Regions from separate parts of the Homo sapiens genome. Here region 2 is linked to region 1. Evidence: read pairs that join two places in POLR2A ChIA-PET (ENCODE). Cell type or tissue: HepG2. All regions are shown on one strand. Each heading gives the region's core, and the rest is flanking DNA. Links, peaks and the distances in the headings are about the cores only.

Region 1 (2,924 bases), core at 178-2,677:
GTGTTATTAATCCACAGATAATGTCTAAGATTTATGCCTCCAAAGATAGAAATGCATTTCTGTTTTAGACATGAAGCTGTGCAAATGCCAGGAAGAAGCAGCCAAGAGTGTCTTTCGTGAAGTAGGATTGAGAGAGTGGAGAGAGGAGAAGCACGGAGGGTATGTCGTTTGTTTTAGACTCATTAGTCCTATTAGTTTGTTAAGCCAGTTGCATGTATTAGTTTAATTTAAAAAATAACTTCAGTTAGGAGGCCAAGGCAGGCAGACCACCTGAGGTCAGGAGTTTGAGACCAGCCTGGCCAATATGCCGAAACTCTATCTCTACTAAAAATACAAAAAATTAGCTAGGTGTGGTGGCAGGTGCCTGTAATCCCAGCTACTTGGGAGGCTGAGGCAGGGAGAATTGCTTGAACCTGGGAGGCAGAGGTTGCAGTGAGCTGAGATCACGCTGTTGCACTCCAGCCTGGGCAACAGAGCAAGACTCTGTCGTTAAAACTAAACTAAACTAAACTAACCTAAACTAAACTAATAACTTCAGAAATATGGAACACTTCTTCAAATGTTTCAAAAACAAAACACTGGTTACTCATTCGTTGTCACTGTCACTGTGTTGATTGATAAACAAATATGTCAAGTAATCCCAACACAGTCACAAAGTTCTAAGGTTAATAGGAATATTAAGATGACACATATCTGAGCTGCACCATTATGTATTTTTATGTGTCACTTTTCAGTTTACAGTATCTACTCTAACAATGTTATAAGAGAGGACCAACGCTGTAAGAGTACTATGAGCATGCATATTTACAAATGGAAGAATCTGTAAGAGTATTATCATAGAAGTGGTGTTTTTGAGCTTAGCCAACTTATATATATTTTTAAAGGTATTCTCTATAGAGAAACAATTGTATTAAAAGCAGAGGGATGAATGTAACGGGTTAGTGTGCTTGGGGACTAGCTCTTTGTTTAGGTTGGACAAACTATGGATATCATGAAGAAATATGGGGTAAAAAGACTAGAAAGGCTAAGAAAAAAAGGCCCATAGATATCAGGCTCTGGAGTACAGACCTAATCCCATAGCCATGGGAAGCTGTTCAAAGATAAACTCACGAGTAGCAAACTGACAAAACCAAAATAAAAAGAGCATATCAAATACGCAGAATCCACTGGTAATGCTAAATTTATACCAGCCTGTGATCAATGATTTATAATGTCGAGGAAAGCCAAGTATAGCAAATAACATAAGGGCAAAAATTTTGAAATTAAAGTTGTAATGACACTCACAGAATTCTTTGCCTTTTTTATACATTTTTTATCCATATCAAAGTGAAACAACTGTAGTAAATGTACTATACTATCTGCTTTTGGAAATATATATATATATATATATATACACCTTGACAGCTCTTGAAAACTTATACATCACTACAGTATTACAAAGAATGTGCATGCTCGAGGGGAAAGAGGAAAAAAATAATTGAATTCAGATATAGTCTCCTTAGACAACTTAAAACCCCTAAACAATTCAGCAATTAATAAAATACCTAAAGACCAGCAAAATGTTCCATGGAAATGGGCCAATGTGGACTCTATTTGGAAAGCCCTGTGAGAAAGTAGGGATCAAATATTATCTTCAAAGGAGGTAACAGAATATCCTTTTCAAGAGCTACTGAATGAGTGGTTAGCTAGAAGTGGTATCATGTAGTAGGAAGAACAAGGGATATTGGAAAGCTTGAATTCTCACTTCATAATTTACTAGTCCTGTGACTGTGAGCTGGTCCCTTCTCTAATCCTGTTTCCTCATCTCTTTCACAGAGCTATTGGGCAGCCCTCAGTGGCATGCTGTGCAATGCCAATGTTAGGTATTACTCACTATTATTCCTTCAAGCCAGAAGGCTTCAGAGAACCTGCATTTCAAATGGAGGAAATGAGTGTGATGTGCTTACAATCACAAATCCAGTCAGTGGGAAAGTCATGTTAAGAGCAAGAACTCCCAAATCCCTCCAGATTTAACCACCAGGAAATGGGTCACCTGTCAGTAGTACAAGAAGGACACTGTCTGATGTGATTTGCTACAATTTGGCAAAAACAGAAGCTTAGCCACAAGGCCTTGGCAGGTGAGCAGAAAGGTTGTTGCTGGTTTTTTCCAACACTTTGTTTTTAAATGTAATTGTTTGTTTGCTTTTTTTGAGTCTACACAATCTGTTCTTTGATTTGGGATCTCAAACAGTTTGCGATTGCTTCACGGCTTTGAAGATCAACTTTAAGAAATGAAACCAACTTGCTGTCACAGGCTGTGAGCTTGAAGGCAGCCAATATTTGCAGACATAGCATGTGGAAGGAGGCAGTCAGGTTTGTCTTCAGAACCCTTCCTCTGAGGCCTGGCAGCACCTGGGAGCGCCTGGGCACAGACCTTCTTTCTAAAATCAAAGTGTTTTTTTTTTTTTTTTTTCCTTTTGGAGACTGAGTTTCGCTATTGTTGCCCAGGCTGGAGTGGAATGGCGTGACCTCGGCTCACTGCAACCTCCACCTCCTGGGTTCAAGCAATTCTCCTGTCTCAGCCTCCTGAGTAGCTGGGATTACAGGCATGCACCACCATGCCTGGCTATTTTTTTTGTATTATTAGTAGAGACGGGGTTTCACCGTGTTGGTCAGGCTGGTCTCAAACTCCTGACCTCAGGTAATCCACCCACCTTGGCCTCCCAAAGTGCTGGGATTACAGTTGTGAGCCACCGCAACTGGCCCAAAGTGTTTTTTTAATGTGAGATTAGCACCGCTTGCACCTTGTATAAGGAAGCACTGAAGTCACTGGTAAGAGCTGCATATGGTAGGTTTTGACTGAAAAGTTCAAAATGGTATCAGGATTATTTAATTTAAATAAACTTGTGTATAGACCAATTCTCTCTATTCTATAGTAGATTTCT
Region 2 (2,924 bases), core at 207-2,706, 89 kb before region 1:
TGTCTGAGCGCTGAAGTGACGTCTAGGGAACAGTTATTAATACACATATGTGTGCACACAGTATGTGGAAATATGCAAGATTGAAAGTGATTAGTGTATTACTTTTAGGTAATACTTCCCACTGGGACTATGCTCCTGGAAAAATTCCTCTCTCTCTCTCCATAGAAGCTTGCACAGTCATCTGCTATCACTTACCAGAATGTTTGGGATAAAAATGGTGTCAATTTTAAGGAAACATGCTTCTCAAATTTCTTTGTTAACATTTGAATAAAACATTAGAAGGTTCTTACTTTTCTCCTCTCGTTTTTCATTCAGAGAATAAGCCCCTTCAGAATCTTACTTTGTGTGAGAGAGAAAATAGTCATCCTTCTTTGCTACCTCCAGACTAGCAGAATCACTGGGTTTTAAAGTAGAAAAGTTAAAATTCCATTCTAATAAAATCCACTGGCTCTCATTACTTCTCAGTTGCATGGCAATGCTTTATAATAAGAACACAGCAAGAAATCATATTTCTACCTGTAAGAGCTTATAGACCTGTGAGATCATCAGAGAGAGCCACAGAAGAAAGGCATGGAAAGCATTATAGGAAGGATTTGGTTGGGAATGAAGGTACACTTTCTGGACCAATGAAAGTTTTGCGAAATGGAACATTGCCTAGGAAGCCATGTACCTGAGCTGGCCACATTTTCTCTCTGTGACTCCCTTTTATAAAATAAATACACCGAATCAAGTGTTTTTCTAAGGACCGTCCTAGTCTTCAGTTTTTATTATGAGATAAATTTTATAGGATAAACACACAAACTAAATTTTGATGAAGGCAGATTGAGGGTAAGGAAAATCCACTCTGTGGTGGTTTCTGGGCAGCCCTTCAAGACTTCAAACTTATTGACACATTATAAAAGTTACAAAATGAAACAAATGAGAAAACTGGGCAATAGGTAATGTTTTATTTATGCCAGTAGAGTATTTCTGGGTGATTCCTCTTGTACTAATGTAGTTTCCATACTTAGATTATCACATTTAGTAAACATATATCCAAATCCCTAATAACTAGTGAGATAAGTCAAGAGCTTTCCCTTACTAAGGCTTATAGGGAGCTCCCAGAAACCATGTAAGTCCACAGAAACTGCATAAAAATGGATACGCTCAGTAACGGTTTCTTGCATCAGCTATGTGATTTTATTTGAAGTTCTGTCTTGGGCAAGAGATACCACACAGGGAGAGTGCAAAGTTGAAGGTCTTCAGCAAAAATTTGGACTGTAAACACAGCTTGGCATTATCAGCATTCTGTTAAGTTCAAAGAAGAGATAGTTACAACAAATACAGCTTGCTTTATTTCTGAAACAAAACTGTGCACATATTTGTGGCCATACTACTAATTAACCTGTAGATTGTTCCTTTCATCTATTCAGCGTGTTTTTCTGCCCCCTGTTACAACATGTTGAGGTTACTTTTCCCATATGGACTATATTTAAACAGTTCCCTTATAGGCATTAGAGAGAGAATGGTACAAATGATTAAGGGACTAGAGAAGCCGACTGTACAGAAAGATTAAAGAAACCATATATGTACATATTAGGAAGCTGACAGGTGACTAGGGAGTGCCATAATGATGGTCTATAAATATCTGAAAGGGGTAAACACTGAGGAATAATTTAGCCTGGTGCAAGTGGTACAACTCGGAGTGATGGTGTCTCTTAAAGAAAAGAGAAGATCATTATTAAAGAAAAAAACTTAGATGCGTAAGATGCTATCCATGCGATATGGGAAAAGGGGAACATGCAGGCTAGTTGTAAGTGCAACGGGATGAGAGTCAGAAGACATGGGTCGGCTCTACCATGTATAGCTGTGTAACCTCGGAAAGGGCATTTAACCACCACGGGCCTCAGTTCCCTCTTTTGGAAATTAGAGCGTGGAATAGAATTAGAGGCTTTCAAAGTATGCTCCAAAGAACTCCACAGTTTTGAGGATCCTGCTCTATTGATCCCCACCAACAGAGGAAGGAGAACGAAGGGGAGTGGTGATTGCCTGGAGCCCCTTAGTCTGTTTCATTTCTATCCCATCAGCTTCCTCAGAATAATTTCTGAGGGATTTATCAACTTAAAAAAGTTTGTAAAAAATTTACTGACTTAAAGTTTGAAAGATGTATTAGGGGTCAGCTTTAAATCCATTCCTATTCAAAAGACTTGAGGTAGAAGACTCATTGAGGTTGTTTTCACAAAAGGCTTACTGAGTGGTTAATTATGGGCCAACATAGCAGACAGAGCAGTAAGACAGAAGTGCTGTTGCCCTCATGGAACTCACATTCTAAGTGCAACTCTTAATATAGGATGTCGAAAATTCACAAATGAATACAGGAATGACTTATGTAACTTCCTGTAAGATTGAAAATAATTAACTCAATTTAACATTTACAGAGCACCTATCAATCTTTAATACTTGTGATAGATAATGTAGGGCATAAACATTAAAATAAACAGATATCAAGTGCTTACTAGACATCAGGCACTGTATGTCAAACCAGGAATATAAAGATGAGTAAGACCTGACACCTGCCTTCCCTAGAACAAATGGACATCTATAATTACCATATAAAATAAATGAAGGCTGTTAGAGAACCACACAGAAATATCTTGAGAGTCATATAAGAAAGCTATTAATTCTTTCTAGAAAATGAGCTCAAATTGGGGGAGGGATGCTGATAAGAAAAAACTTTAGAAAAAAGAAAGGAGACTCAATGAAGGATAGGGAGAACAGTTTACCCTGTTCTCCCTAAAAAGCAGGAAGGGGGAAAGCATTCTAAGTAAAGGAAAAGCCAATTAACAGAGAAAGGAATGAAGTTGTGTGGAACATTCAAAACCAAGAGGGCAGGTAGGAATGGGAGGAAAATCGGACTGGAGTCCTGGGCCCAAGACAGACTAAAA

The links. Peaks named below come from ENCODE experiments on the same cell type or tissue, not always from the same donor. Only the 100,000 strongest peaks of a DNase experiment are listed, where the experiment ranks them.
Region 2: POLR2A ChIA-PET joins it to region 1 with 8 read pairs; 2 of 35 experiments call an interaction of 5 or more read pairs at or near these places.

The regions. Positions count from the first base shown.
Region 1 is chr3:188,655,728-188,658,651 of GRCh38, reverse strand. The region is part of intron 7 of LPP (LIM domain containing preferred translocation partner in lipoma); the gene reads right to left. Among named protein-coding and RNA genes, the nearest start is that of MIR28, 32 kb to the left of the region's middle. In HepG2, for the core only: no CTCF peak of the experiment used is centred there; no DNase peak of the experiment used is centred there.
Region 2 is chr3:188,744,851-188,747,774 of GRCh38, reverse strand. All of the region lies in intron 8 of LPP (LIM domain containing preferred translocation partner in lipoma), which reads right to left. Among named protein-coding and RNA genes, the nearest start is that of MIR28, 58 kb to the right of the region's middle. In HepG2, for the core only: no CTCF peak of the experiment used is centred there; a DNase peak (open chromatin) is centred at 1,314.